2 separate regions of the Homo sapiens genome follow, and region 1 is linked to region 2. Evidence: read pairs that join two places in POLR2A ChIA-PET (ENCODE). Cell type or tissue: MCF 10A. All regions are shown on one strand. Links, peaks and the distances in the headings refer to the core of each region. The heading gives the core; the rest is flanking DNA. Region 1 has its middle 20 kb from the start of SIPA1L2. Region 2 has its middle 11 kb from the start of LINC01745.

Evidence for each region. ChIA-PET counts read pairs that join two places held together with the same protein. Peaks named below come from ENCODE experiments on the same cell type or tissue, not always from the same donor. Only the 100,000 strongest peaks of a DNase experiment are listed, where the experiment ranks them.
Region 1: POLR2A ChIA-PET joins it to region 2 with 11 read pairs; 3 of 35 experiments call an interaction of 5 or more read pairs at or near these places.

Annotation. Positions count from the first base shown.
Region 1 is chr1:232,641,719-232,658,473 of GRCh38, forward strand. No RefSeq gene overlaps it. Among named protein-coding and RNA genes, the nearest start is that of SIPA1L2, 20 kb to the left of the region's middle. In MCF 10A, for the core only: no CTCF peak of the experiment used is centred there; a DNase peak (open chromatin) is centred at 4,333.
Region 2 is chr1:232,698,565-232,715,319 of GRCh38, forward strand. It overlaps the pseudogene RNU6-1211P. Among named protein-coding and RNA genes, the nearest start is that of LINC01745, 11 kb to the right of the region's middle. In MCF 10A, for the core only: no CTCF peak of the experiment used is centred there; DNase peaks (open chromatin) are centred at 6,377, 6,887, 8,737, 11,007 and 1 weaker place.

The DNA of each region.
Region 1 (16,755 bases), core at 449-8,448, 60 kb before region 2:
ACAGCACAAAGGAAGGCATTACTCATCAGTTTTTACCCCTCTGAGGGTGTTAAACTTGGAAAATGCAAATGGGCTTTCTGCCTTTCAAGGACACAGGGCCAGAACCCCAATTTCTTGATAATCTTGCTATGTAAACATGCTCGTCTCGCCTTTACATCTATTCTCTTCATTATCTACCCACCTCTTTCCCAGAGGAAATTAGAGAAGAAGGGTGTGAAGAGTGAGTGTTGAAGGAGTATGTGGGCAAGTAATTATGATAAAACGGTCCCTCTCTTCAACAACGTTCTAATAACAAAAAGCAATTGCTTTAGGGTCACCTATTATGTTCATTATCCATGCCTTTTCTCCATGCAACAGCACAAGTCATCAATAATAGAGTATGATTGTTTCCTCCCAAAAGACAAGTGATGTGAAATAAACCACAAAGCAACATTGTCTCAGACAAGATTTTTTATGTCCCTGTGCTATTCAAGACTGTTTCTCATTGCCTAGTAATTACCCACCAAGGACCAGCTCTGTAGCCTGCATTCCACAGGAGCAGAGTGACACCTACAATATCCAACAGCCACGGTAATCCATCAAGTGCCCTAACTATGGAGCCTGACCATTTATTACCATACCTTCCATTGACAGTCCCTCCCTATGTTCCCTGAGTGAAGCCTGCCTAAGAGGAAAAAAAAAATGTCTATGTCTACTTGTGATATTATTTTATATATATGTATGTATATTTCCATACACAGGTTTTTGTCCACAGTTCCTGATGCATAACTCCCACAGCCCTTGTTACAATCAACAGACTCTCTCTTTGAACTTCTCCTGCCCTCCTTTTACTTGCCCAAAGAAGGACTCTAATCTGACTGTGGTTCATAAGACCCTCATTCCAGAGGTGGTCCTACCCCATACCCTGGAGAAAGGAATGCTGCAGAGAGGCCAAGAAGAACCTGAACAGACAGGCCTCGCTGGGTTTAGATCGTACCCTTTTTGTCCATTCACATTTCTCCATGGTTGTCAATCCAATGAATGCCTATCCAGTGAAGTCCACATCAAAGGTCCATGAGGACAGGGTTTGGGAGCTTCCAGATAGCTGAACATATAGAGATTCCTGGAGGCCAGCACACCCAGGGAGGGCATGGAAGCTCCGTACCCCTTCCCATATGCCTTTCCCTATGCATCTGTTCGTCTGTATCCTCTGTTATATCCTTTATAATAAGCTGGAAAGTGTAAATGTTTCCCTGAGTTCTGTGAGCTGCTCCAACAAATTAATCGAACCCAAAGAGAGGGTTTTGGGCACCCCAGCTTGAAGCCAGTTGGTCAGAAGTTCTGGAGGCCTGGACTTGCAACTGATGTCTGAAGAGTGGGGAAGTTTTGGAACTGAGGCCCCAACCTGTGTGACCTGATGCTATTTCCAGATAGATAGTGTCTGAATTGAATTGGAGGACACCCTGTTGGTGTCTGCTGCCGAACTGATTTCTTAAACTGTTGGAAGGGGGAGAAATACTCACATACTTTGGGGTCACAGACGTCTTCTATGTTGACTTCTATTGTGTGGGTGTTCAAGTGGAGGAAAAACAGTTTTGAGTTTTCCCTAACACTATCTATATACAAATCAGTGACACCCTTCAAACAAGAGGTCCCTGTTAGTTCAAAGAATGCACCACATTACATTTCATTTGCTCTTGTTCCTATCCTTTCATGCTTTCAGTGGCTTACCACTAGAGGGGACCTATACAGACAAGATGAGACAACATGCAATTATCATCTTTAGTATTCCCACTAGGAAAATTGACTAGCATTCATGTGGAACAATAAAATCAAATTTGCTGGCACTTTATTCCCAATTCATGGGCATAAAAAAAGGATCTAGTGGAGGGGGCAGGTCACTGTGTACTGGGGAAAGACACCAAAGAGGAAGTGCATCTGTATTGATTGTAAACATATAGTTAAAGCACTGAGCTCATTGATTCCAAACATTGTTTTCCTTATTTCTTGTAAAGAAATGTTAGTAATCTTGATTTTGTACATGTTATTTGGAGATCAGAGAATCTCTCTTTAGCATTGTCACTTAACAAACATGTATATATTTAGCACCCTCCTGGGGAGAGAGGCTTCAATGGCTTAGGTCTATCTCATAGGTGAAACTGGTTTATATCCAGTTTAAGGCTGAAAAGCCCCAAAGAGTGTAGGGCAGGTGACAAGTGTATTAGTCCATTTTGACGCTGCTGATAAAGACATAAAGAGACTTGGAAGAAAAAGAGGTTTAATTGGACTTACAGTTCCACACGGCTGGGGAGGCCTCAGAATCATGGCAGGAGGTGAAAGGCACTTCTTACATGGTGGAGGCAAGAGAAAATGAGGAAGATGCAAAAGTGGAAACCCCTGATAAAACCATCAAATCTCATGAGACTTATTCACTACCTTGAGAATAGTATGTGGGAAACCACCCCCATGATTCAAACTATCTCCCACCAGGTCCCTCCCACAACACATGGGAATTATGGGAGTACAATTCAAGATAAGATTTGGGTGGAGACACAGAGCCAAACCATATCAACAAGGATGTAAAACAACTGGAAGATAAATGCCCATTCATTCACTTTTTTCATTCCTTCATCCATCCATCTATCCATTTATCCATTCATCCATCCTTCCATCCATCCATCCATCCATCCATTCATCCATCCACTCATCCATCCATCCATTCACCCATCCATCCATCTGTTCATCCATCCATCTATCCACTTACCAAATTTTCTTCGTGTGCTACTATATGCCAAGCACAGTGGTAGGCACTGCAGTTGCAAAGATGTATTGAACTAAATCTCTAGTGGAAGAGACAAACAAGAAGACAATTTAAAAAAAAGGAAAAAGGAAAAAGGACTTGAATCCACTCCAGCAGCCAGGAAGGGATACGATGCTAAGGTCAGCCCCAAAGAATGCCAGACATTGACCAGTGGGAAAGAGGTTTAGTTTGGATTGGATTAAAATGCCTTTCCCAGGTACTTTGTAGCCATTACTTTTCTCTAATTTTTACCCATTCCCCACCTCTTCACACTCTGCAGCTAAGTCTGATAAAAGCAATATTTTCCTGTATCTTAACAACTTTTTCATTGGCCTTAGCACAAAGTTATAGTGTATTAAGGTTGTTTTTGAACCAAATATGGTGAAATAGTTTCCAGTTTAGAGACAATGCAAAAAGGGTTATTTATTCTTTAAGATAAAGTTTCCTGATAAAATAAATGTATACCTAAGTATACATGTGCTACCTAAGATTTTAAGCTGGACTTTTTACCTTAAATTCTTGCTTTGCTAAGTTTCTTCTTTTTCTTTATTTTTTATCATTTCCTTCATTTTTACATTCTGGCTGCAAGGGTGAGCAAGAAAATCAAATTCAGTTAACAGATATGAGGAAATGTTAAAAATTCTGAATCTCTGAGTACCACATAAGCCCATCTATGCGACATGGGCATAATTTTCCATCCTCCTTAAATTCTTAAATATCATGTGATCCACCCAGTAATTTTAATTTAAATGAGTATTTTTTATATTGAAAAAACAGCCTTAGCACAATCTTCTGTCCTCGAAATGTTTAGTCAGCGTGTATATTGAGCTGTAGAACTGAATAGGGAAATTCTATTTTAGCTTGAGAGAATACAGATTTTATTTCTACTTTTGTGTGCAGAATCTAGTATTGGGTACCTACAGAACTTTAACCTGCTTTTCCATGCTTCTTCAGAACATAAACTTAGCTAACTAAGCCTTTTTGGCTCTTTCCAAAGAGCCAAAGGAAATAAGACATGGTGTCAAAATAAGATGCTGCGTTACTTTTTGTAGCTGCTGTGAAAAAAAAAGTTTATTCCATTTATAAGTAGGGAAATAGATAAGGCTAATTAAAAGGACAGTAAAGTGTATCAAGGAGGCTGGGCGCGGTGACTCATGCCTGTAATCCCAGCACTTTGGGGGGCAGAGGCCCGCAGATCACGAGATCAGGAGTTGGAGACCAGCCTGACCAACATGGTGAAACCCCGTCTCTACTAAAAATACAAAAATGAGCCGGATGTGGTGGCGGGCGCCTGTAATCCCAGCTACTCGGGAGGCTGAGGCAGGAGAATGGCATGAACCCAGGAGGCAGAGATTGCAGTGAGCCGAGATCGTGCCACTGCACTCCAGCCTGGGCTACAGAGCGAGACTCCATCTCAAAAAAAAAAAAAAAATGCATCAGGGAAAGAGACTACAATCTGGCTCCTAGCTTGGGAACACTTTGGACACACAGAGAATACGATAATATTATTCATCTTTGTTGCAACCTAATGATTCACCTGTGACCATTTCATCACTCCCATGACTATTGCTTTTCATGACAGAATGTTTATCATTCAGGTAAGACAGGTTCTACCACCAAAAAGTTGACAATTGAGACTCTCCTACATGCAGTCTTGAATTTGACTCTAAGGGAAGATAAAGCCATTAAGTTGATCTTACATGTTAACCGTATTTGCCAGGTTATGCAATTTCTTCTTTCATTAAACTGGGAGCCAGGTGGTCTGAGGTCTAGCCTGGCTCTGCAACAGACAAGCTATGAGATTTAGGGACTGCACTTGATCACTGAGCACCTCAATTTGTTTGGCTGTCAACTATGGAAGGGGAATTAATAACCTCTAAGATCCCTCCTGGCTCTTAGGATGTAAGAATCTGTAATGAATGGATGGAAGGATGCAATCCTTCAAGGTTAGCAGAAGCCACTATACTCAGAGAGGCCTCTGCTCAAGTATAGAAGGGAACTATTTCTGATTCTTCAGACAATGCCACTTTCTAAATACAATTTGTTGTGCTTCTGTGTTTCTTCTGATAACAGCCTGTTTTAGGCAGGATATTTCTTCTTAAAGCTAATGACCAAAGAGTTGTTCACCTCCTTGCCTCCTTACTGTTTTCTATGAATTAAGGTAATTAAAGTTAGAAGGTTATCATTTTTATTTCATTTTAAAGGTTGGTTGAGTGAAGTAGAAATAATTTCTAAGCAATGGAGTCACAGATCACAGAATTTCAAAGTTTAAAGGAAAACTACAAAGGTTTCCAAGTTTCTCTTGTGATAATTCAAAATCAACAGGAACCTTTGTTGTTTTAAAACTATTTTAATTTAAAGTTACTTTAATTGCATTTTTTTAGGCCTTTAACAGTTTTGATATCCAATGTGTCTGAACTGGGGGGCAGGCACAGATTGATGAAAGTGAAGGTTAAATAAATTTGTGTGTCTTCTTTACGTTTGTGTAAAATATTGCTAAAATTGCAGGATTATGGGCTGGGCACGGTGGCTCATACCTATAATCCCAGCATTTTGGGAGGCTGAGGCAGGAGGATTGCTTGAGCTCAGGAGTTCCATACCAGCCTAGGTGACATGCAGAGTCCAGCCCAGGCAATATAGTGAGACACTACCAAAAAAAGAAAAAATGTTATAGGATTATGAGCGATAGATATATGGTAGATAATTTACTAGTTTTTAAAAAATATTGGTCATAGAATTATTTGTATATGTAATTTAAGAGCAATTTGTATTTGTGAAACTATACTATTACTAAAACTTTTGTAATGGATGCTATTCATGTTATGGAAATAATTTATTATTAGATGATTTTAATCTTTTTATCTATTAAACTTACAAAGCTAAGTGGCAGTTCCCTGAAATTTCTGTAAACATGCGTTATTTATTTGGCAGCTTGTCTTTCATATTTAAGTGTTTGAATTTAGTTGTGTTTTTAAACTTTTCTTGATATAGGTTATTTTAGATTATGCAGGTCATTTTGTTTATTTATTATTATTATTTTTGAGACAGAGTTTCCCTCTGTTGTCCAGACTGGAGTGCAGTGGTGCAATTTTGGCTCCCTGCAACCTCCGTCTCCCGTGTTCAAGTGATTCTTGTGCCTCAGCCTCCCAAGTAACTGGGACTACAGGTGTGCACCACCATGCCTAGCTAATTTTTGGATTTTTAGTGGAGACAGTATTTCACCTTGTTGGCCAGGCTGCTCTCAAACTCCTGACCTCAGGTGATCTGCACACCTCAGCCTTCCAAAGTGCTGGGATTACAGGCATGAGTCCCCACACCCAGCCTATGTAGGTCATTTTAGATTAGTGTAAAGAACATGCTTTGCAACTATTTTGAAAACAAATATCATAAAACCCAGGACTTTTCAAGAATACATGTGTATCAACATGATAAAGATGCAAACTACTGTCACCTTCAATATTTGTGTAATAACATGTGTCTCGATTACTTATTTGCTATTAAATTAGGTTAGTGCCTAAAAAAAAGATTTCAAAATTACAAACACAAAGTTAGATATGAAAGTAGACGTTATTTCTCTGCTACTCCTTCCATGCTTCTGGTGCTGGACCTCATAGTATTCACTCATACTGCACTACCAGCTCTCGCCCTGTACCTTTGGACCTCTGACTTTTATGGAAAGAAGAAAAACTTCATGGACACAAACAAGAGGCATTTTACCAAATTTGTGAACTGTAATCTTTTCAGACAGGATTCATGTAGAAAAACAAAAACTACTCAAGGCAGGAAGTTCATATAGGAATAAGTTATACAGGTGATAAGTGATTGGAAAACTCAAACATGGGACAGTGAGGCACTTAACAACAGCAGACAGCCACTTCGACCCCCACAGCTAAGTGACAGTGGATAAAGCTACCAGAGCCCAGCCCCACCCCATCTGCTGATAACAGAGCAAGGAGCTTCTGGAAGGAACTGGAGCCTCTGTGTATTCGTCATCTTTGACAGTGGAACACATCAACCTAAGCCCTGTGGCTTAAAACAACATCCTGTACTTTCTCACGGTTTCTGTGGGTGAGGAATCCAGGCATGGCTTAGCTGGGTCCCCTGTCTCTGTGTTGCTCAAGTCTATAATCAATGTATTAGCCAGGCAGGGCTGCAATCATGTGAAGGCCCAACTGGGGGTGGGGCTGCTCACTCAAGCAATGGTTGGCAGGACTCAGCTCATCCCTGGTGGTTGGCCAGAGATCTTCCTCAATTTCTTCCCACATCAGGTAGCTCACAACATGGTAACTGGCTTCATCAGAGCAAACAGGTGAGAAGGGAAGAAAGCATGGGAGCAATGGAGAAGTCACAATCTCTTCTTCACCTAAGCTTAGAAGTGACATCCCATTACCCTTGCCACGTTCTATTCATTGAAATAAGTCCAGCTCACATTCAAGGAGAAGGTGTTACACAAGGGCATGAATACTAGGAGGGTGGGTTCTCTGGAGCCATTGCCAAAGCCCCCTACCATGCAGGGAGACACAGACATGGCCAAGGACCGCAGAGGAATGGAAAGACATAGGAGAAGACCCTAGTTCCTCCATTTCTCTCACACTCTAATCTTCTAGTAGGACCCCCGACTGGCCAGGTAGCTTCAGAAATGTAGTTCCATGTGCTACAGCAGAGCAAAGCGAGGGCAAGGGTTGGGTCTGAGAGCAGACTGACTACTCATCAGCATAGCATCCTTTTATATTTTCTGACATGACTGCACAAACAACACAAGCGAATTCTGTCTACAGAGAACTATTTCACGGTATTTGCAGCTCTTTCTAGGACTGAAGGATATTATGTTTGTTCTCTTGTGAGGTTGTGAGGTGGCTCTGTGCTATATTCCAACCTTCCAATCTATCAAAGGGCCCCCAGCACACACACACACACACACACACACACACACACACACACTCAATTCTTGCCCGCACAGTGGAGTTTTCTTACTTAGTCAGGGACAGGCAAAACATACCAGGTCCTCTACAACTATACCCCAAAGAGGATACCTTTAAATGAATGGGATTAACTGTGACTCTCCAAAATGTATTTGATCATCAAGACAAATCTTGGGATATTTGGTTAATACCACAAAGAGGAGGCACGTTACCCGTGAGTCCATTATGACTTCTCCTATTTGAAAAAATTTGGCAGAATTATTGCAATAAATCAAAACTCTCTCTTCTTTTCTATAAGTGTCACACATAATCTCTAGAGAGCAACAATAAATAAATGAATGAATAAAGTACACCTTTATTCATGTAGCTTATACATGAATCTTATAAAATTCCTTCTAGCAGATTATATTTTCCAAAGATGTCTGCATCCCATATATTTTTCATCCCATATATTCTAGGGCCTTGCCACACCCCTATCAAGAGATGGCAATGATACTTCCCTTAAACTTGGGTGTGTGTTTACAATTGACTTGACTGATGGAGTATGGTAGATGTGATGCTTGGTAACATCTAAGGAGAGATTATAAACATGCCACAGACCTTCATTGTTCTCTTGCTACGTTCTCTATTGAAACCCAGCTTCCATATTGTGAGGAAGCCCAGCAGCTACATAGAGGCCCACATGGAGGGAAATGGAGGCCTCTGGCTCCAGACCCTGATTTCCTCCATCCAATAGCCAAAACCAGCTAGTTAGTGACATGAGTAAACCATCTTGAAAGTGTATCCTTCTGTTCCCTATTGAGCTTCTCCAGCTGACGCCCTTGGAGCAGAAAAACTATCTCCACTGAGCCCTGTCCAAATTACAGATTTGTGAGTAAAACAAATGGTTATTGTTCCTTTAAGTCACTATGCTCTGAGGTTGTTTGTTATACAGCAACAGAAAACTGGAACACACCTTTTGGGCATCCCTCAAACTGCCCCCCACCTCCAAAAAACAGGCAGGGTACATCAGTTAGGAATATGTTTGGCTAGAAGTCACAGAAAACCTGACATAAAAGTGGCTTGCACAGACAGGGATTTCATTTGCTCACATAGCAGGAAGATTGGAGGCAGAGGGCTGCTGGCATGGTTTTGGAGGCTTAACTCTGTCTGGTTCATTGCCTCTGAAATTCTCTTGGCATTTCCCCACGTGTGTTGCTTCAGTGGAATAGGTAGGGCTGCCCTGGCTCCAGGAACAATGTCTGTGTAGCAGGTAGGATAGAGAAAGGGAAAGAGGTGGATTAGGCCCGTTTGTTTCTTTTGGCCTCCCCTCAAACTCTTCCAGCCTGTCAGTCACAGGTGTCCCTCCAGCCAGAAGAGAGGCAAAAACAATGAATATTCACCTATATCCCTGCTGTAGCAGAGAGTAACAAGGGAGCAGGGGATTGGGGTGGGCTCTGGGGAAGCCAAACAAAGTGCCCAGTACTTTACAAGGGCTGGGATCCCTACATGAGATAAGAAGTCATTGAGTGAGAAGCAACAGGACTCCAGAAAAAAAAAAAAAAAGACTAAGATAAATGAGAAGTCAGGCCAGTCTTAACAGTCAAGAAAAAAAATGCAACATAGATTTGGTTGTCACATATTTCATATTTTCAAAAATTGGCAAAACTCCATCTCCATATATGACTCACTTAGACATCTCCTCCAATTCTTCAAATACCTCTTTGCAGATAGTTCCCAAATTTCCCTCTGCCACCCTGCTCCTCCTCGAATTCTAGCTCCACATTTGCCATAGTCTCAAGTCAGATAGCCTCCTATCACTTCCAGACCAGTGCATCTGACACTGACCTTGCCTGACTTCTACGCCAGTTCCCTGTCTGTCTCCCCTGTTCTTGCTAAATGTCAGTCGTCTTTTAGCTCTCACCAATTTATCTGTATTCCACCTTGTGAGATTTGTCTTCTCTCTCTGCTTTTCCATTTCCCCTACCACCAACTTAGTTTAGGGTCCTATTGACTTTCCCTAATACTAGTGTAGTAAACTCCTTACTGGCTTTTTCACCTTCACTTTCTTTTTCTTCTAACCTATCCTATACTCAGTTGGGATATTAGGAATGACTTTTATATGGTTTGATATAGTTTTGTAATTTTCTAGGAAGATAATGTGGGCTACATGAGTGGTTTCTCCAGCAATATTGTCTGCCCTTTTGTAAATAAACACATCATTTGCTCATCAACGGGTCTTGGGCCAGGGCTTAAGGGTACGACAGTGGGCTCAACTTTAATACCTTCAAGACACAGGAGGCAGAGAGGCTGATTAAGTCTTACCAATGAAAGACCTTTCCGACTTTCAAGAGCAAAAGAAAGGAAATTCTGTTGTTTCCAACATGTACAGATAGCTTGATCTTTCACATTAAAAAAAAAAAAATCCTGAATTCAGGCCAGGTGTGGTGGCTCACACCTGTAATCCCAGCACTTTGGGAGGCCAAGGCAGGTGGATCACTTGAGGTCAGGAGTTCGAGACCAGCCTGGCCAACAAGGTGAAATCCCATCTTGACTGAAAATACAAAAATTAGCTGGGTGTGGTGGTGCATGCCTGTAATCCCAACTACGCGGGAGGCTGAGGCAGAAGAATTACTTGAACCCAGGAGGCAGAGGTTGCATGGAGCTGAGATCATGCCACTGCACTCCAGCCTGGGTGACAGAGTGAGACTCCATCTCAAAAAAACAAAACAAACAAACAAAAAAACAAACCCCTGAATTCCTGTGTGTGCCTGTTCTTCAAATTGTCTTCTAACCCGTTAGTGGTGGCGTCTTGCTTAGATATGCATTTCCCAGCTGAAGTGTCCAATGAACCTCACGTTTCCGTCATTCTGTGAGCATGTAAACTCATTTTTACTGCTTCTTCCCACTACCCTCCACCCCTGAATTATCAACTTGAACAAACTGGGCCAACTCAGCTTGATATATAACATTACCAAATTAAGCTTGACAACAGCTCTGTTCTTGCAACGTCTCTGTTCAGAAATCTTTACTGGTACCTCCTTCCCTGAAAACTTCATTTTCTATACCTCCCTCCATGATGGGCCAATGCTTAACCTTCCATGCCCATCTCTCATTCTGGTCCAATTGTCCTCTTGCCTCTAGCCTGGTGTGCCTGTGATTTTCTGCTGTCAACTGTTGGCTCAGACTGCTGCTTCTGTTTCAAACACACTCTTCTCTCTTAAAATCTAGTTTAAAAAATGTGAGTTTTCCCAGAAGGTATAGGCATTTATTTAAGTAACTTACTTAAAAAGAGCTCACTTTATCTTTTTTTTTTTTTTTTTTTTTAGACAAAGTTTCGCTCTTGTTGCCCAGGCTGGGGTGCAATGGCATGATCTCAGCTTACCACAATCTCCACTTCCCTGGTTCAAGCAATTCTCCTGCCTCAGCTTCCCGAGTAGCTGGGATTATAGGCATGTGCCACCATGCCCAGCTAATTTTGTATTTTTAGTAGAGACAGAGTTTCTCCATGTTGGTCAGGCTGGTCTCAAACTTCCGATCTCAGGAGATCCACCTGCTTTGGCCTCCCAAAGTGCTGGGATTACGGGCATGAGCCACCACGCCCGGCCGAGATCACTTAATCTTTATAGTGTGGGTTTTATCACAATGTCTTATATAAATTTGACACTCAGTGAATATTTGTTGAAAGAATGAATTGAGGGTCATTTATCCATCAGCTATTTACCAAATAGACAGGTCTAATTTAGAAAAGTCTTGCAACGATTACCTGGTTAATTAATTGTCTTCTGTATTCTGTGATGCTTCACCTGCCACTTTGTACAGCAGCATTTGTCCTGCATTACCCTTTACGTGATGGCCCTGACATAAACTATTGATCATCCAATCACAGTCATTCCATGTGCTAATTTCCCCATTACTACATCCTACTACATACAACCTCATACTTAGCTTATATCTCTTGCAGCTCCTCTAGTTCTTGTCCTAATATCACAATAGAAGTTAAGTGCAAGGGGAAGTTTGGAGGGAGATATCAACATATATATAATAGATGATCTCAATTCTGCCTACTGCCTGAAAGGCTCTATACATTGAGTTGCCCTAAGTTCTAATCTTGGCCTTGACCTGTTCAATAACTAAAGCACTTACTAAAGTGGATGCACTCTACAAATTAATTCTGCTTATTCATCTCTGGTTTGCAGCTAGGAAAAGCAGAGGCCTTACTCTTAGGTCTATTTGGCATTATGAGACATTGTAGATGCAACCTTCATTCCCTTCTGCAGTTTCTCTGCCTTTTATCAATAGCTAGTGGAAGACTCCCTTTTCTCCCTATTTCAAAGCATGACCTTCCTTCCATTTGAATATCTTTCAGAGTTCCTAAGGAATCCTCTATTTTTAAATTTGCTTGCAAATCCATGAGGTCCCCAAGCTCCACCCTTCCTCAGATCTGTGTTCTTACACTGCTCTACATTGCAATTCTTATACCCTCTTGTCATTTAGGAAGGCTTTCCAAGCCCAGGAGAGTTAATTTTGGAACATAAAGCTTGAAGGTTTACCAAGTTTAATTACTTTCCATACAGCTAATAATAAAAAACCATCCCCTGTGCCCTCCCTAAAAGGATGATAATCATTCCTCCACATAAGGGAATGGAACATGTAAAACCAGCAGACGGCATAAACGTTGCTGAAAACAGTATCTCCTGATGATAGGATCTTGCCTAACCTTTTTCAGGCTCTGATTCTGTTCTGTAACTAGAGAATTCTAGTAGCTGCTGCCCTGAGCGGGCACAGCTGAAGATTACCAAGTAGATTTTAGCTGAATCTTTGAATCCTTCACATTTGGTGCGTATTAAATATTTTTGGCACTAATTAGCTACATAATTTAGTCACAGGGAGACTTCCATCTAATTCATGGACATATTTCCCATTATCCCTTGGGTTTTTTTTTTCACCCTTCTTCTTATATCTCAGATTAGCAGAATTACTATAACTCAGAAATTAAATTATACAATGTCAGGACTACTGTTAGTAAAAAATCAAATGTTAACTTTAGAGATTTTTTTCCAATTAGTTTAAGAGTTCACATAGACATCTTTTGTAATCAGAAAACACACAAATATTTTGTGTTGATATTTTATTCCTATTATGTTAATATCATCTCATTCCAAGTTTATATTCTTTTAATTTGATACCTAATGCTCTCAGGCATTTACTTTTCTTAATAGCTTTCAGTTCAATGCTGGCTGTATTAAAAAAGAAATCTGATGACTTAAAAAAACACAGTCATAATTTACTGGATGAGGAAAATAGTGCATGAATGGGAAAACGAACACAACCATCATCTGTGTGTCTGTGTGTGACTTTTGTCATATGAATGATGGCATCAAGTCACATGAGGCATACTTTTTAAGTTCTCTTAGATGATAATTTGGGACAATAGTGATTGGCTGCCAAAGTTTACAGAGTTGATACAGGAGTGAGGTCTAGTATGCAGAAATGTTTTAGATTCAAAATCAGAACTCATAAGTGCACTTTTAAAATGAGAATGTTCTTCTGATACTCACTGCAGTTCCCAGTAAAGAAACTGACACCCTGAGAAATGACACCATTTTCTCAAAGGCACATGGTTAGGCAAGGTCATGGAGTGGAGGCTTTTGACTCCCCTGGCAGTCTTTAACCTATACAATTTCTCTCCACCCCCAGCCCATCTGCTGATTCTGGGCATGGCATCTGTATTTGATCCAGCTTCTCAGAGCATATCAACTGTAAGCCAATTGGATGTAAATATAAAGAGAGCAGAAAACTCTTTTACCAGGCAGCTGGAAAGTTTCACTTGGAATTTATTTTTAGCATCTTGTGTGTGCTCAGGAGCAACCATGGCAACAAAGGCACCTGGAAGAGCCCCTTAGAGGGAAAAGAGATAGCACCAGAGGGACGCTGCCTCATCTCCATGGGTAATCGGTGACAGGCTGGACATGTCCCTGTCACTAGGAAAGCCATCACCAGAGAAGAATAATCTCAGAATCAGCAGGGCTCACCTCCACTTAGGGAATAAATGACTGATGAGATCATCTACGTGAACCTGTCTTCCCTCCCCTTCCTTACCTTCCTTTCCCAGCACTGATACAATGTGTAAATACAGCTTTAGTTTCTGTCCACTTTGAGGTCTGATCATATGTCATGTTTTATTTACTACGGTCCTTCATGAAACTTCGAAACCACATAGCCACAAGAGAGGAAATGAACCCTTCAAGACCTCAGGCTACCATGCTGTGAATGGCTTCAAAGGCATTCATTAGTCTTTATCATCTCAGCAAGGACAAAGTCAGAAGTTCAGCCTCTTTTCTCTCAAAGAACAGGTGAAAAGAAAGCTGAGGGCAGGATGGTGCAGGAGAGAACACACCAGCCAGAGAGAAGCCAGGGCTGCAAGAGACTCCGCAGTGTCTGGTGAAAACTGGAACTCAAACCAGCTTTATACATTTCTCCTTCCCCAGGTCAAACACTTACCAGGAGGAAGATGACATTAACTCGTGGTAAAGAGCCCGGGGCCAATTCAAGAAATTCTTCCATTTTTGAAATTCTCTGTCTAGTTCTCTGAATCCTGGCAGACTCCAAGAGTGATTTTTTTTTTTTTTTTTTTTGAGACAGGGTCTCATTCTGGTGCCGAGGCTGGAGTACAGTTGCTTGATCATGGCTCACTGCAGCCTTGACCTCCTGGACTCAGGTGATCCCCCCACCTCAGCCCCACAAGTAGCTGTGACTACAGGCATGAGCCACCACACCCAGATAATTTTTGTATTTTTTGTAGAGATGGGATTTCATCATGTTCCCCAGGCTGGTCTCCAACTCCTGGGTTCAAGTGATCTGCCTGCCTCAGCCTCCCAAAGTGCTGGGATTGCAGGTGTGAGCCACTGTGCCCAACCGCCATGAGTAATTTATCCATGTCACAGTTCCCATGCTTGAGACAAGACTCTCAGCTTTCTGACCTGCACATTCAAGACCCACCCCTATGTCATTTCTTCTCTTACATTTTGTAAAAATGCAGTTCTCTCCTTTTTGCTTTTTGGGAAAATATCCGCACTAAACATATCTAATGTTCACAGTTTATGAAAGGGTAGACCCAATGAAATAGATATACTTTAGCTTAGTCTTGGTCATTTAGCATTTCTCTGCCTAGGTGCTTTTTCACAAGGACTTCAGAAAATGTTGAATGTTTCTAGTTAAATTTGGTACATTTCCAAAGAATATAGATACACATTGCATTGAATTTGCGGTTCAATGTTATCTTGAAACGTGATAGTGACTGATAAAGTGTTTGCCACAAGCATGTCTTCTATAATTTTAAACACATTTCAATAAAATCCAAAGTTTCAGAATGATATCAGTACACCGAATTGGGCCCGTCTACAGTCCTCTTATTCAATCACATTCAAGACCTAGGACAGTGTTGTTCACAACGAGGTATTTAATAAATAATAAATAGAGCAGGAAAAGAAAACCATCATTATAGTCACATGGCTGGAAAGACCTCTATTGATCTTTACTTCCCCACAAAACCACATAAATATATAATGGTGTTATTGAACCAGCTTCCACCAAGCAAATGAACTATGGCATTTCTAAGAGATATCCATATTATTACGGAAAAACATCCTACAGATAAAATTAAAAGCAAGTCTTTTATTTGACCCCAAACTAGGAAAGACTGAGGGAAAGATAATCAATTTATGCTTATTTTCTGTTCCTAAAAAAAATTCTATGAAGCATTGTTGATGCTCAGAGTTGGGAGAAATGAAAAAAAAAATCAGTGATTCATTTTTCCCCCATAAACTTGCAGCCGCAATGTACAGATCCATATTATATTGGGATAAGTCAATCACCAATCTAAATTACTAGGTAACTACTATGTACTTACTAGAGACTAAGCCCAAATGCAGAATAAAGGATGGCCCAGGGAATAAATTCTTAGTGCAAAGAAGCTGCTGTAAACTTAGAAGCAGGAGCCCACTTCTAAGGGCTCCCCAGGATCACAGTGTTCGAAGGATCATCATTCACAGTAGCTACAGTCCAGGTGCAGATGAGGGCAAGCAGACATCGAGGCTCGCAGTACAATATACACATTCAGAAGAGGTTCTGTTTCAGGAGAAATGATGCAAGACATTGGTTCTAAACTCTCTTGGTTTCAAAAGAGGATCCTGTTCTTAATTTAGAATGTTTGTAATATATGCATTAGAAAGGAAAGCTTTGAATAGAAAATAAATTCCCCTCTGTATTGCTGATTGGGAAATGGCCACCATATAATCTCTCCAGGAATGTGATGAAATTGCACTTCCAGTTGTATTGCTTTCCCTGCCAAAAATGAAATCCTTCTTTTTAACTGATTTTTCCTCACAATAGATAACAGACAACTTTGAATTCTACATAAAAATAATTATGGAAACAATTTTAAAAGACCTATTGCAATATCTTCAGATCAATTCCAAGTGAACAAATCATGGTGACATTTGCTTGGCCATGTGACATGGAGGCAGTTGGTATCAGACTCAGCATCTTTATGCTACACAGTAAGACAAAATCTGAGCTCTTAAACTTTAGACATGAAGGAAAAAAACACACACACACACAGCAGCCCAAATTGAGAAGCTGAAGACAGCCTTCAGGAAGATATAGGTACTATGTATCTCACACCTAAATGTCCTCCATAAATAGATAATATGATTGATCCAGAAGTAGACTGTGCTGAAGAAAAGAAGAAGAAAATGAACTAGATAATTTTCCAAAGCCTCTCATCCACCAGCCCTTCCCCTAAACCTGAGGGCTGCACACTTGCTTATGCTATCTTGATCTCTGCCTTAGAGAAAGAAGCCTAGGGGGACAATTTCTCTTACGAAACACATCACAGTTCATCTCTTCTTTGCAAGGATTTATAACAAGAGAAAGAGACACATTTATTTTCTTGTAACTGTAGGCAGCAAGACATCATTGAAAATGCATGAGAATTGCAGTTGGTAAATCTGAGTTCAAGGTCAGAGGGGAAATTTCATCTCTCTGAGATTTGGCATACACATCTGTAACCAG
Region 2 (16,755 bases), core at 4,023-12,022:
CATGTTAGCCAGGATGGTTTCGATCTCCTGACCTCATGATCCGCCCTCCTCGGCCTCCCAAAGTGCTGGGATTACAGGCGTGAGCCACCGCGCCCGGCCCCAAACTGGTCAGATTTTAAGGTTCCATTACATCACCAAACCTGAGCTGGAAAAACAACAACATAAAAGAGCTAGCCAGCCGGGTGCAGTGGCTCACGCCTGTAATTCCAGCACTTTGGGAGGCTGAAGCGGGTGGATCACGAGGTCAGGAGATCGAGACCAGCCTGACCAACATGGTGAAACACCATCTGTACTAAAAATAAAAAAATCAAGCCAGGCGTGGTGGCTCACGCCTGTAATCTCAGAACTTTGGGAGGCTGAGGCGGGCAGATCACAAGGTCAGGAGTTCGAGACCAGCCTGGCCAACATGGTGAAACCCCATCTCTTCTAAAAATTAGCCAGGCATGGTGGCATGTGCCTATAATCCCAGCTACTCGGGAGGCTGAGGCAGAAGAATCGCTTGAACCCGGGAGGCAGAAGTTGTGGTGAGCTGAGATCATGCCATTGCACTCCAGCCTGGGCAACAGGGCAAGGCTCCGTAAAAACAAAAACAAAAACAAAACAAAACAAAACAAAAAACCTAGCCATGTTAAAATTATGACCAAAGGAGGTTTTCTCTCAGAATTTGTTCTATTGTTTATAATGCTTGTCAGAGGAGTGTTGATGGGCAGGGAAAAGGAGGAAGGCCTTCCATGATTTAGTGAATTTTTTGTGTTTATTACTTGGCTCCTGAATTAGCCAGGTTAAGGTTGATTATGCTGTTGTAATGAATAATCCCCAAATCTCAGGTGTTTAAATACTCAAAACCTTATTGCTGCTGTATTACACACCTACCATTGGGCAGGAAGGGCCTCTGCTCTTTGTAATTGTTAAGGATCCCAGGCTGATGGGGGATCCATCATTTTATGACACCACTAGCTTCACACACAGTTTCAGAGTTGACTGGGGCAAGGTAACTGCTGCCCATATTCCACTGGCCAAGCAAGCCACATGGCCACACCCAGCCTCAAGGGGACGTGGGGATATGCACTTCTCAATGTACCTATAAGTGAGCCTGTGGGTGGTAGTTAATCCCTGAATCCTAACTCAGGCATTCTTTTCTATCCTGAACCGAGTTTTAAAAAGTCATGTGGAATAGAAAGGAAAAAAAAAAAGTATTTCTGCACTTCATCTCAATAACCGTTTCGTTTCTGATCTGGAGTTGAATAACAAATGTTTACAATAGAAAGTTAACACTGCCTCCATAAAGGACTCAGATTTGAGATCTGTGGAAAGAATATATTTGTTTGAGAAGAATTTACTAACACAATGCCTCCAATTAGTCAGGAATAGACCCTATGAGAAAGCACACTGGTGACGACACACCTTAAGTTAGTTGTGGTCGAGTGAAAAACGAAAATGTTCAAGCTATAGTTGTCACAGTAAGATGTATGTCCACAGAACCCACAGTCGGAGTTTCTGAGGCATGTTTAGCATGCAAAATTGCATGAGGTTTAAAGCTAACTTACTCTGTAAGACAAGTACTTTAATACTTGTTGCTCACTTTCAGACCATCGGCGAACCCCTTTAAAAGGCCAAGGTGTGGTGTTTGTGTGGATAACAAGTAATATTGGAAGTGATACTGAAAATTGGAATGACACAGAGGAAATTAGCATGGGCCCTGTGCAAGGATAACACACAAACTTGCAAAGCGTTTAATATTTTGGGGCAAGATAAAAAATGTTCTGCGGATGGGTGGTGGTGATGGTTGCACATCAATGAGAATCAACTTAATCCCACTTAACAGTACACATAAAAATGGTTAAGATAGTAAATTTTATGTTTTATATATTTTACCATAATAAAAAAATGTAAAATATCTCATTCATTTTTATGTTGTTCACATTGAACTGAAAATATTTTGGATATGTTCATTAAATAAAATATATTATTGGCATTTTTAAAAGCCAGCATGTTGCCTAAACACAACTGGGGCAGACGTCTACTGTTGCTGTCACAGGCAGTACTTTACAATATTTATTTATATCTATTTAAAGGGCAGATGATAACTAGCCAATAATAATACATTTTATTTTGAACACCAAATGCATGGTGAGCACAGGACTAATAATTGCAGATGTAGTAACACATTTATGTCTTGCAAAAACATCGACAGGGTTATTATCTCCATTTTACAGATGACGAAACACAGTCCTTATGAAGTTGACTGGCCAGGCATGGTGGCTCACGCCTGTAATCCCAGCACTTTGGGAGGCCGAGGCGGGCGGATCATTTGAGTTCAGGAGTTTGAAATCAGCCTGACCAACATGGTGAAACTCTGTCTCTAGTAAAAATACAAAAATAAGCCGGGCGTGGTGGTGGGCATCTGTAATCCCAGCTACTCGGGAGGCTGAGGCAAGAGAATTGCTTGAGCTCAGGAGGCGGAGGTTGCCGTGAACAGAGATCACACCACTGCACTCCAGCCTGGGCGACAGAGTGAGACTCCATCTCAAAAAAAAAAAAAAAAAAAAAAAAAAAAAAAAAGGAAAGAAATTGACTGATTCAAGGTCACATGGCTGATAAAGGCCAGGAAACAAACTCAGGCCAGTTGGCTCCAAAACCTGCCGGGTAAGTCGAGGCTACCCATAGAAACAGGAGGAAATGGCAGCCATGAACTCAGGGCCTTGGGCAGGGGCTAGTATGGTGGCTGGATCAGCCAGGGCATGACAAAGCTGAAGTCCCAGAAGATGTGCATCTGCCTGAGCCAGGCTTTGTTACAAAGGCGGGCATCCCAGCTATATTGTCAGGAATGGAGGACAGATACAAAGAGCAGGGAAAAGCTTAAGCCCAAGACAAAGATTTAGGGAACATGTTGTTTGTTTGTTTACTTTTTTTCTAGAGGAATCCTACCCTCTGGGGCTGCAGTATCAGTGAGCACAGAGCAGTGCCCTTTCCTGTGAGTTCCAGGTGGTGCTCATCCCTGGGCTGTGGGATTTCCTCTTCACGCCTGTGGGATTTCCTCTTCACGCCTGCAGGCTTGGTGGAGAAGCCACCTGCTGAGGGCAAGTGTCCCGGGTGGTGCAGCCCACCATCAGTCAACAAGTGAGTCTATTCAATGCAGAGGAGCCAGTGGACTTGGTGACACTCACAGGCTACCCCTTCAACCACTGGCTGATAGATGTGGTGAGAGCAATAATAGCTTTGATGGACAACCCGCACAGGACTGGGAAGGGCTGGGATTGAGAGAACTCACACCTGCCTGCACTCCCACACCTGCTCCCTCTCCACATCTGCCTGCGTTCCTCCTGAAATGTAGTTCCCCAGGTAACCACATACTCACTCCCTCACCTCACTCAGGTCTTTTTCTTTTCAAACATGCCTTCCCTAACCACTGATTTTAAATTTGATCCTCTATCTTCAACCTGCATCCCTGTTTCTATAATTCCTGCTCTTTTTTTCCTTAACATACATTTCATTCACATATTTGTTTGTTGCCCCTCTCCTCCTGCTAGAATGTCAGCTCCATGAGGGCAGGGCTTTTTGTCTGTTATGTTTACTACTGTAACCCCAGTGCCTAGAACAGGGCCTGTTGAATGAATGAATGATGATATGCATTGTCTAGCACAGAGCTGAGCCTTAAACAATCTACGTACTTAAATACTTCCATCCGGCCACGCGCTATGGCTCACACCTGTAATCCCAGCACTTTGGGAGGCCAAGGCAGGTGGATCACCTGACGTAGGGAGTTCGAGACTAGCCTGACCAACATGGAGAAACCCTGTCTCTACTAAAAATACAAAATTAGCCGGGCGTGGTGGTGCATACCTGTAATCCCAGCTACTCTGGAGGCTGAGGCAAGAGAATCGCTTGAACCCGGGAGGCGGAGGTCACAGTGAGCTGAGATCATGCCATTGCACCCAGCCTGGGCAACAGGAGTGAAACGCTGTCTCAAAACAAAAAAAAATTTCCATCCCTAATTTTTCCACTGAGCTGCAAACGTAGAGTAGATTCAACTGCCAATCTGACAACCTCACTTGGCTAAGAAGAATGACAAACTAACCTGGCTCCAGGGAAACTCTTACTGCCACTGACCTTCCTCCCCTAATAGCCCTGACTTGTTCTTCCTCATCTTATTTAAAGTTACCACCATCCATCCAGACACCTCGCCAAAAATCTAGGCATCATCCTTAATTTCTTTCCTTCCCATCCACTCACATCCAATCCATCAGCAAACCTGTTGGCTTTATCTCCAAGATGAATCCCTGCTGTGTCAACTTCTCCTTATCTCCAGAAACTATTCTAGTCCAAGCCAAGCCACCAGAATTTCCTACCTGGGTTATGCATACTCTATTAACTATTCTTTTTACACTCACTTCTTCCTATAATCCCCACCCTATAAAGCAGACAGGATGGTCTTTTAAAATGCAACGCAGACGATGTCACTTCCCTGTGGAAAATTCCTCCCAGAGTCACCACTGAATATAGACTAAGATTTAGGCTCCTTTTGTGGTTTCAGTGTCCCACATGACTGGCTCTGCCTGTCAGATAAGCTCATCTGCTACTGCACACTGGATCACCTACCTTTCTGAGTCCAACACTCCCCCACGTGTCCTCAGAGCAAGTCAAGCTCATTCCTGCTTAAGGACCTTGGCTCCTGCTCTTTCTGCTACCTGGACTGCTGCGCTTCCACATCTTCACAAGGTGGTCTTCATATCCACGCATCATATCTTCACAATGTACCTTCGCATTGCTTCATATCAAATGCGACCTCCCTGGCTAAATCCTGTCACCTCCACCCTGGTCACTCTTTATCAAATCATTGTATTCTGTATCTTTCTTTCTTAGTTTTTTTAGCATGTGTTACTATCAAAAATTACGAGGTAAATTTGTTTGCTTTGTTATTTTGTCTCCTCCTGCCCATTCCCACCCTAGGTAACATGTAAATTTCCTTCCATGTGAGAAAGAACCTTATCTGCGTAGTTTACAGTTTGTCACTGTGTCCCTAGTGCCTAGCACAGAGCCAGGCTTGTCAGAGGTGATCAATGAATATTTGTTGCGTAAATGGAGTCTTGTGGAGCTAAATGGAACTGCAGTGGTATTCCCATGTAACTGATGGAGGAATAGACACTTAGGGATTTCAGTCATTTGCCCAAAGGTATGCAGCCAGTAAATGGCAGAAGAAACTAGGGTTCATAGCTGGGAGCCAGTGCTACCTGGCAGAACGTCTTCTCTTGGTAAGGCTAACTTGTCAGGACCATCTGACTTTAAAGACCTGAGGTTTTCGCCAGGCGTGGTGGCTCATGCCTGTAACCTCAGCACTTTGGGAGGCCAAGGCAGGCGAATCACCTGAGGTCAGGAGTTTGAGACCAGCCTGACCAACATGGAGAAACTCCATCTCTACTAAAAATACAAAATTAGCTGGGCATGGTGACGCATGGCTGTAATCCTAGCTACTCAGGAGGCTGAGGCAGTAGAATCGCTTGAACCTGGGAGGCAGAGGTTGTGATGAGCCGAGGTCATACCATTGCACTCTAGCCTGGGCGACAGGAGCAAAACTCTGTCGCGCAAAAAAAAAAAAAAAAAAATAGATCTGAGGTTCAGACAGGTGCCCAATTACCTACCAGGCTGGAGCTTCAGAGAGCTAGTGATCAGTCAGGGAAACCTGACCTTGAGAGAGTGGGGGTACCAAGGTAAAGGCAGGACTAGCCAGAGGTCTCACTGAGTAATTCATAGTGAAGCCCACCATAGGGGCACCAGGTTGGATGAAAGGTAGAAATCAAGTAAATTTGGCCACCAGAGTGAGAAGGATTCCATGGTAGCACTTCCCACTGCTGAAAGCCTGGCGAACACTTCCTGTTGCCTTATCTGGCTTTATGGTAGTCGTTTTCCTCTCCCTATTTAGAAGACATCCCAGTCTTATCCTTCTGGGCCATTCATGCTTGGCTAAGTTTCCAGCCCTGTGTCCCCTAGTGACACCTGTGTCTTGGCATGACACAAAGAGCCAATATGTATTAAAACAGCTCTGTTAGTAACCTGTATGGTGTTTAAGGAGCCAAGTGAAATCAGAACTAATAGTATTATCTGTCTGCTTAGTGCATAAATGTAATGGCATAATCTCATACAAGGAGCAAACAGAGACAGACAGAAAAACATCAGTTTAAAGGAGTCTTGTTTGACCTGTATGTAGTGTGCAACAGCTTCCTGGGTGTTCATGTTGCTGGGTTCAAGTCTCCAAAATAGTCAGCAGGCAGAAAGTCTCCTCTGTTTGATAACAGTCCCAGATCTGTCAGTTCGGTTGCCAACCCTAATTTGTAAATTCTCTTCTGTAAAGATTGCACAATTGTGCTCATTTTCTGTTGACTGTGGGCTGGCTAATGGCTGCTAATGAGTCAGCTGCTAAGTGACTCAGCACTGCATCAATAAAACAGATCCCTTCGTCCCTGAATCTGCTGGATGAAAATGATGTCTTCCTTTGTCAATGTGTCCCTTTTGGCCCCTGCTGAGAACTCATGACCTGATGTATTGTGTAAAGCGTCCCATCCTTAAAGAGCCCACTCTATCAACTCAATGAAAACCAAGAGGAATATTCCAAGTTTTTGGTGTTTTTCTATTCTGGTTTTTGTTTTCCTCACTGCAGAATGTTCACACTTGCATTCTTTCTAGTAAACTAGAAAGTCTCATCTTTCTTCTCGTGTAAGGTGTGCTATTGTTGATGGCACTCTATGGGCTCTGGGTGACTGAAGGTGTGTTAGAATAGATGGGTAAGAGGAAGAGACAATGGCCAGCCTTTGGTGAATCAGGGTCTGGTTTATGCCCAGACGCACAGTTGGCACTAGCAGTAAGACAGAAAATCTGGAAAAACTGAACAATCAGCTAGCCTTGGGGTATCTTTCACAATGTAATGGGTACTCAGCAACATAAGTGTCCTAACTGGCCGCCTCTCAAAGAAAACTAATACTGCATACACAAATATAAATTGGCAACAGCTTAAACACAAGTGCTGTACGTATCACAAATAAGATGTTTCACATAATAAAAGGTATTCTCTAGAGAGGGCCCTTTTCAATAATGTCAAACATCATTTGAAGTGTTCACATATTTCTCAGGATCCATCGGGAACAGGAAATGGGAACAGAGGAAACAGGAGCAGAGGACTCAAAGGAGGCATCAAGTTCTACCTCCAGAATTAGAACAGAAAAGAGAAAGGAAAGCTGCAAACCCAGTCAATCCTGGCTGTGCATGCATCAGAACCACACCAGCCTTCCACGTCTGAGATCCCGAGACAAGCTGCCTCTGAACCAGTAAGAGCCTCTTGCTCCTTCCTTCTGAGGAGCTACCCGGTGCCTGAGTACTGACTACATACTCTCCAGAGGCAAGTGTGTCTTCAGACTTTCCACCTTCATAGGCACAGTCCAGACCTAGTCGTCTTATTACTTCTTTGTTATGGGGCACTTTGAAATATAGAACCACGCCTTTATGTTCTAGGACACTGGTCTCTCCCCATTCCCTCTATGTTAGAACAGCACTATTGGTGCTGTGACATAGGTCACCCCCTCTCATGGACTTACACACTCCCTTTTCCATTTCTTTCATTCCATTCAAGAAATTTTGAAACAAGTGATTTCTAATTAAAATATTCACCTACTTTAATAATTTCATAATAGTAACAAATGACTTGTTAAACATTCCAATGTGTTGCAATATGGATGTGGAGAACTGCTCTTCTGGAAAAAACAATGAAGCTCGGAGATGTTTGTGACTTGCAGAGCTGGTAAGGACACCCAGGCCTGCTGACCCCCATCCAAGTGGCTTGTTCCTGAGCCTCACAGATTGTACAGGATTCTCAGATTGTGCAAATGCGGAAGTGGTGGTGGACAAGAGCCAGTAGCCTGTACATTTTGGTACATTTTCAGCCTCTGAAAAGTCATTTTTCTGTCTTGTACTTCAGTGTCCTTTCTCTCAACTCCAGGCTGCCTTACTTCCTCCTGAATACCCTTGACCCGTCTCTGCGCTTGAATCTTTGTTCACCTCCCTCTCTGGGATGAAAGGCTCTCTTCAATCTTCATTGGCTTCAAGACCTTGCAGGAGCACTACCTGCTCTCCGAAGCCTTTTCCCACTTCATGTCTTCTAGCGATCTCTCCCATCTCTCCTGCAGCTGTACCATCTCCATCACTCATTCAGGGCTTTCAGAACGTCCCTGATGTTGTGAAATCGTCTTTAAAAATATTGTCGTGTCCTCTTGTTGGGATATACATTCCTTTTGAGGAGGTATTGTGCCTTGTACCATTAATTATTTTATTTTCTTTTATTAATTATTAATTTATTAATGCATTATTCCAATCTACCAAAGATTTGAGATATCGTATGAAAATGATATAATCTGAGAAGATAAAATTAGCAGTCAAGGTAGTTCATGTGAAAGGGAAAACAAGAAAAGGAGACATGTTTTCACATCCCTAGCACCCCACAGAGTATCTAATCCAGGAACTCACTACTTTTTTGTTGCTTTTAGAGAATCTGTGGAAGAAACACAAAATCAAAATATTGATCCATTCTATTTGTATATCACTTTATAATTTTAAACATCTTTACATCATTGGGGCTAAGCATTCTTAGGAATATATTTTTGATCTTTATTTTATAAATAAGAAAATTAAGACTCAGAGATGTGAAGTGACTTGGCCAAGTTCACTAGCTGGTTAATCTGGCAAGCTGCCACTGAAACCCAGTTTTCCTGTTTGAACATGTTGTGCCCTACCTGCTGGAAGAACAAACTTTGTATAACGTTTGTATTTGTATTAAAGACTAAGAGATGTGGAGAACAAGAACATTACTGAACCTGTACAGTGGGATGATACCAGCCATCCGGGGGAGAGGAAGTAATCAGTTATTGGGTGAGAAACTAAGATGGATACCTCATGTTTTTTCAAAATCAAGTACTCTATGTAAGAACTAATGAACCCTATAGAGATCATTCATAGAGCAGAATAACAGAGAAACTGAGATATGCCAGAGTGAGGCTGAGGGGCTGAGGACTCTATGAAGAGTTACAACTTAGGGCCATTATAAATTCAGGCCATTTATTACCACAAGCTTGTAACCCCTTGTCACTACTGTTGTTTGCATTCAATCAATTTTATATTTAATTTTAGAATATAAAAAAGCAATGAAAAGGCTAACCAAAAAAAGGCTAAAAAAAAAAAAAAGCAATGAAAAGACTACCAAAGATGCAATTCCTCACAATCCGCTCTGAATGAAAGTGAAGTAGAGGACAGACATGGTGGCTTATGCCTGTAATCCCAGCACTTTGGGAGGCCGAGGCAGGCGGATCACTTCAGGTCAGGAGTTCAAGACCAGCTTGGCCAACACGGTGAAACCCTGTCTCTACTAAAAATACAAAAATTAGCCTGGTGTGGTGGCGCATACCTGTAATCCCAGCTACTCAGGAGGCTGAGGCAGGAGAATCACTTGAACCTGGGAGAAGGAGGTTGCAGTGAGCCGAGATCGTGCCACTGCACTCCAGCATGGGCAATGCAGCAAGACTCCATCTCAAAAAAATAAAAATAAAAATAAAGAAAACAAAAAGAAACAAAAAAGAAAGTGGAGAATGTAAGCTGCATCCATGATCCATCAACACGATATTTTGTTGAGAAAATTGTTGGCAGTACCATGAAAGGGATGTTTCCATTGGTATCTAGAAGAAAACATTACTGCCAATATTGGGGACAAAGATTTTCATAGTTTGATGGAAAACCTTTATCTTTCTTTGGGCATTCTCTCCCTAGTCTTATTGGATGAAGGAATGTGTCTACTAACCATGTCTACAGGCAGACCAAGATCCCTTGGGAAGCTCTTTAACTCCCTGTACCCTGGGAACCAGTTGTGTAGCAGGGTAATCATGCACCTAGTACTCCAGACCAGCTTCAAACCCTGCCACCATGCTCAAGTCTTGTCTGTCCATGGAGAAGTGGGCCCTAATGCTACCCACAGGACCACAGTGATCATTCTGAAATATAGCTCTTCAAAAAGCCCAGAAGCTCATTGGGAAATAAAATAACATTTTTGAAATAGTCAATAAAGTTCTTTTTTGAAATTAGAGTATTATTGGAATTTATTTGAATCGAAATCAGAAGAGTATTAGAAGCTGAATGGAGTGGCATGGGCCATCAGTGAGGGGCATGCTCTAGGAATTTAGAGAACTAGGGGATGAGACCGATAAAAGTTATGTTATTTAATTAATTAATTAATTAATTTTTAGACGGAGTTTCGTTCTTGTTGCCCAGGCTGGAGTACAATGCCGTGATCTCGGCTCACCACAACATCTGCCTCCTGGGTTCAAGCGATTCTCCTGCCTCAGCCTCCCGAGTAGCTGGGATTACAGGCATGCACCACCATGCCTGGCTAATTCTGTATTTTTAATAGAGACAAGGTTTCTCCATGTTGGTCAGGCTGGTCTCAAACGCCCGACCTCAGGTGATCCGCCCTCCTCAGCCTCCCAAAGTGCTGGGATTACAGGCGTACCACTGCGCCCGGCCTAAAAGTTATTAAGAAGGTGGCATGAAGAAATAGGGGCAGAGGCAGACCCGTCTGTGCTAGGATTCCAGCCCCATCCTGACTACATGTATGACCTAGGAAATGTTAAAATGTTACTTGACCATTTTGTGCCTCCATTTCTTGACTAGACACAAATCACAGTTTAATGGCAGTTTCCGAAGAGGTGGCAAAGAGTAGCATATATTTAGAAAACGTTACAAGACAGGAAATTAAAACCAACATGGGAGTTAGCTTCTAGTGACAGCTCTGGACTGGAGAAGCACTTATTTTTAGGCTTTCTAAACCTTTGCAATTTATTTCAGGGGATTCAGGGAAAGAGCATGGATTTTCCTAAAGGGATGAAATGAGCTGCAAAGCGTGAGTCATCACCTGACCTGTGTGATTGTCTTTTGCTGACTCTTCAGTTAAATGTTCCACAGGGCATTTCCTTGCTTCCTGGCAAAGTTTACAGTTTGGGGAGTGGAAGAAACATCAGGGACCTCTTCCAGGAAGACTATTGAGTAACTATGACCAGGTGCATCCCATGGCGACGGCCGCCCTGGGTGGAATGGTTAGGTCTTGCATTAGTGCGGTGTTACTTGATGAGGATCAGGGGCTCCCAGACAGGCATCTGGGTTGGTGACAGAAGATGGTGGCCCTCCCTGGAAGTTTAACAAGGATGTTGGGAAACTGGGAAATGAATTCCCTATTCTCAGCTCATCAGAGATGGTTACTTTAGGCTCTTCATGGAGCTGTCTGCACCCGCAGTTTAACTGTGCATTTGATGTCTGGGGCCCTGAGCTGAAATGGAACCTGCTGGTCCAGCCTACAGTCCATCCCCTGCTCACTCAGATGCTTCAACAGAGGAGCCCATGGGACTGGACAGATGCACATTAACCCACCAGGGCCATAAATATAGTCATAAAATGGTGGTTCAGACCAGATGAATAGCAAGCCTACACAGTGCTTCTCATTCTGTATCTATTAGTACAATATGAGGTTTTTTGTTTTTGCTTTTGTTTTTGAGATGGAGTTCTGCTCCTGTCACTGAGATTGGAGTGCAGTGGCACGATCTTGGCTCACTGCAACTTCTGCCTCCCAGGTTCAAGTGATTCTCCTGCCTTAGCCTCCCGAGTAGCTGGGATTACAGGCACCCATCACCATGCCCAGCTAATTTTTGTATTTTTAGTAGAGACGGGGTTTCACCCTGTTGGCCAGGTTGGTCTCGAACTCTTGACCTCTGGTGATCTGCCTGCCTCAGCCTCCCAAAGTGCTGGGATTACAGGCATGAGCCACTGTGCCCGGCCTACAATATGGAATTTTTCATTGACGCAAGTGACCACATATTTCTATTCCTAAATTTTTATATATCACAGAGAAAAGTCAAAGTGCAACAGAAAAGCAAAACAACAAACAATGCAAACAGACAAATAACATGAAGAACTTTCCAAATATTTTTCTTACTTCAACCACTGCTGTATTATTTGTCCTCATTGAAATGCTCATTGTTTTTCTTATTTCGCTTCACAATTGTCTCCTTTGGCTAAATTGATGGCAATCATGGCCTTGCCTTTCAATAGCTCAATAATTTTGGCTATTCTTAAGAGATATGGGTGCAATGATACATAGATATTTTTAAGTTATCTAAATTTCTGTTTTTGAAGATTCCATATACTGTGCTTTTATTATTATTGCTTGATAAATCTCTTAGCTAAGGAATTGTTGTCAAATTTCTTTCTCTAATCATGCATCTATGTTTGAAATGTCCTGGTATTTTCATCATATCTCACCTTCCTGGAGCCGCATTCTTTTACCCTTCTTTGAGCCATCAGTGAGTGTTGTAATCTCTCCCGTCCCAAAACCAGAGCACCTTCTTGGGCAAACAAATGTTTTCCCAAGTTCTCATGGTGTTCCCAAACTACTTCCTCCCACTCCATGATATGCGTATATTTTATTCTTTTAAAAAACTAATCATCTTGATTTACTAGTTATTAAACACTTTTTATCTTCAGAATTTACCATTTTAATGGTCTTCTCTGCTTTTCTGAAAGCCACATTTCACTGGTATTTTTACTTAAGTAAAAGGCAGTGAAAGGATTGTCAAATATAACTCAAGTATTAATTAAAATTCAGGTAAAAATATCTATTGCCACAAAAATACAGAAGTTACATCAAAATGGCAACCACCAGCTTACACCCTATTTATTTTAAGCAAAAAGTTAGTATGTGAAAATTTTAAGATATGGGCCAGCACCCCATGTGGCAACCCACTGTGGTGAGACTTGATTCATATCACATTAATTATAATTCTTTGTGGAAATAAATATTAACATACACAAGGCATGACCCCCTCCATTCTCTTATTTCTTAAAACTGGTTCTGTGGGTTGTAACCAATGATTTAGTTACATTACGTCCCTTATTGCAGTGTTCCTAACTTAATGTTCTCTCTCTCTTTTTCCCCTGTCTCTTTCTCTCTTCCTCTTCTGTTTTTCAGGCTTAGACTTTCTGTCTTTTTCCTTTGGTGCAAACACAGTTCTGGAAAAGATCAGCTTGGCTTCACAGAATATATTGTCATTATTTCCCATTTTTCTTTCTCTTGGGACATACACAATTCGGATTCTAAAATGCATCACTATGTACCTCTCCTCATTCAAAATGTCTGAGAATATCAGGGCAAGCTGAACTGCTCATGAGACCCCGCTTAAATGATTTGATACACTGACTGTGACATCTTATTATTTAATTTCCATGTGCTCATATCTTCCCCAGTAAATTGTAACTTTCTTGAGCCTGCAGCCTATTAATCTTTATAAGCACCTCCCACCCAAAGTCTAACACAATGTTTTACACTTAGATGCTCAGTATGTCTTTATTGAAGGAATAGCTATCCCACTTAGCTGTAATTCTCTTCAAATCCAGGTGGACATTTTCCAGTTTCAAGACCTATATTCTGTGTACGTTTTAATCCATGGCCCTTGCCAAATTCTCTCCTTATAAAATAGTGATAAATCAATGTTTCCCCTGCCAATATTTCACTGGAAAACATGATCTAGGTAGCAACGGGGTAGCAGGCTGTGTGGGTGTGAGACGCTGCAGCATTTCTCAGCTACTCTCTAGAAAACCGGCTTCAGAGCTCTCCCAGGATATGCCATTATTACTTCCCTGCCAAAACCTGCTTTTGCTTCTTCACTCTAGAAATTAGAATCATTTTGGATAGATCTTTAGGCTCACGATCTGGATTCATTACCATCCGTCCCACAATTTCATCTAATTGTGATTTTAATTTTTTATCAAAGTAACACAGAAACTGTTGAACAAAAACACTGTTTTATTATAGGACTTATAATAAAAGAGCAGTTCCCTCACCACACTTTTCTATTTCCCAATTCCCACACCTCAAATGGCATCACTTTTCACTCTCTCAGCTATGTCTTGTGATTTATACTTTGTCAAAGACAGATAGCACCTGGTCTTTGTTCCAAATGCTCTAACAAAATACATACCATAGACTGGCTGACTTATAAACAACAGACATTTATTGTCCACCGTTCTGGAGCTGAAAGTCCAAGATCAAGGCTACCTAAGATGGCTGTCATCTTACTCCAGACTCACATGGGTGAAGGAGCTAGCTGGCTCTCTAAGGCCTCCTTTATAAGGGCACTAATTCCATTCATGAAGGCCTCACCCTCATGACCTAACCACATCCCAATGATTCCACCTCCTAATCACCTTGGGGGTTAGGATTTCAACATATGAATTTTGTGGGGGACATAAGCGTTCAAAACATGACAGATTTAAAAAAATAGTTTTTCATATTTCAAATTTAGACATTGTCTTTAACTTTCTATCATAAAAGATGGAATTTGGCTCTTCCCCATGCCCCCAAAACACATATACACAGTCCCACACCCCCACTGTCCCTGAACCCAGTTATGTTGTTAAAATCAATTGTGGGAGTTTATATTACTTTGATTGCATAATTATTATTTACAGTTGAATCATGTAAAGCAATATTGTTACATTTCCTTTCTTGTAATTAGTGAAATTAATTCTTGTCCTTTTTGCTCATTTTTCTGTATTATGCTAAATCATCCTTAAAATTTCCCACAGAAATCTAAATTTCCTCTCAAGGTATTAAAGCCATCAAGTGATTTTTTTTCCATTTTCATTTCCATTTATTAGTTTATTATTATTATTATTATTATTCAACATCTCTCTCCTGGAGCTGTCTTTCAGCTTCAGTCTGCCCTGGTTGTTCTCTTGGCCAGATACTCAGCTGACATCCAGGGACTCTCCTTATCCACCATCCTGTGAGTTCCCTTTGCCCCTCTCCTGTGTTACATCCCTGATTCCTAAACAACGAATCTCCTTTTTTAGTTTACTCTCTCATTTTGGTGGAAGTAATTTTTAATTTTCAGAGCTGTAACAGGAACAAATAGAGATAACTTTTTTGAAGGTCTGAATGTCAGAAAATATCTTTATTATGTCCCAATACTTGTTTGATGGTTTGGCTGAATATAGAATTATAAGTTAGAAAATATTTCTCTTAGAATTTTTGAAGACATTACTCAGTTGTCTTCAAATTCCCTGTGTTCTTTTTGAGAAACCCAGGCCATTCTGATTCTCAATAATTAAATGTGACTTGAGGTTTATGTTTTGTTTTGTTTTTGGAAGATTTTAGGATCCCCTTTATCCCTAAATTCTACAGGTATGCCTTACTAGTGGGCAAGGTCCCACTTAGGGTGGGTCCTTTCTAATTTCAACCATTATCCTGGAGAATTACTTTTCAGTCTGGAAACTCATATGCTTCTATTTGAGAACTTTTCTTGTATTATTTCTATGATACTTTCTTCCCCTTCACTTTCCATGTTTTCTCTTTCTGGAATGTCTACTAGTCAGATATTAGATCTCCTGGATGAATCCTCCATTTTATTCATTCTCTCTCACTTTCCTTGTATTTGTCTTTTAGTTCTCACATTTGGAGAGAATTTCTTACTTTATTTTCTAATCCACTTATAATTTAGAAAAACCTATGTTAACATATTTTACTTATCAAAGTTCAGTCTAGTTTTATGAATCTGAAAACATATTCTCTTGCTCTATGGTTGCAATATATTCTCTGCTTTCTTTGAGGATAAAAATTATACACATTTTGAATATTTCTTCTCCTTGTGTTTCTCTGTTTCATATTTTAGATGGTGTCTGTTGCTATGTTGCCCAGGCTGGTCTCAAACTTCTGGGCTCAAGCAATCTGCCTCAGCCTTCCAAGTAGTTCCATTCCATTGTACATGGCTATTTATTGTTATCTTTCATAATAGAGATCTTGATCAAATGTCTAGTAAACCTTGTCTGTCTTTTTATATTTAAGAGAAAGGAATTAAAAAGCTGAAAGCAAACTCTGTATGTGGAGGGAGGATCTGTTGGCAGATGGGTTTTACCGTCAGAAAGCCAACTTTTTCACTGGGAGACACCAAAATGTCCATATATATAGATTGTTTTCTATTTGACCATCCTTTTTTGCTTCTTTTCTTTCCTGCCTTCTTTTGGATTGATTACATATATGTTATGATTCCATTATGATTGCTCAAGTATTGGCTCAAGGAGTATACTTCTTGTCTTACTTTTCTATAAGTTGCTTTAGGGCTTAAAATATACATCTCTGATTTATTACAGTCTATCTTCAAGTAATATTAGACAACTTCCTGAGCAGAATTTTGTTCTCTTCTTAACATTATTTCTTTCTTTCTTTTTCCTTCTATTTCATTTTTTTGAAGAGATGGAGTCTTGTTATATTACCCAGGCTGCAGTGCTGTGGTTATTCACAGATGTGATCACTGTGCACTGTGGCCTCAAACTCCTGTGCTCAAGTGAGCCTCCTGGCTCAGCCTCTCAAGTAGCCGGGACTGTAGGTGCAGGCAATGGTGCTCAGCTGAGTTCATTTGCTCTTACTGAGTTCATTTTTCTCCCTGATAAATGTATGAAAACTATAAAATTCTCTCTAGGTATGCTTTTATTATGTCCCTTTAATTTTGACAAGTAAATAACTCACAGTAATTCAGTTCTATGTGTTATAGCATTTCTTATGATTTATCTTCATCTCAAGTGTTTGGGATAGTATTTTTTTTTTAGTTTAGTTTGTACAACTTAGTTTCAGTATTTAATTTAGTTTACTTATTAGCTAAGTCATTTAGTTTTATTTGT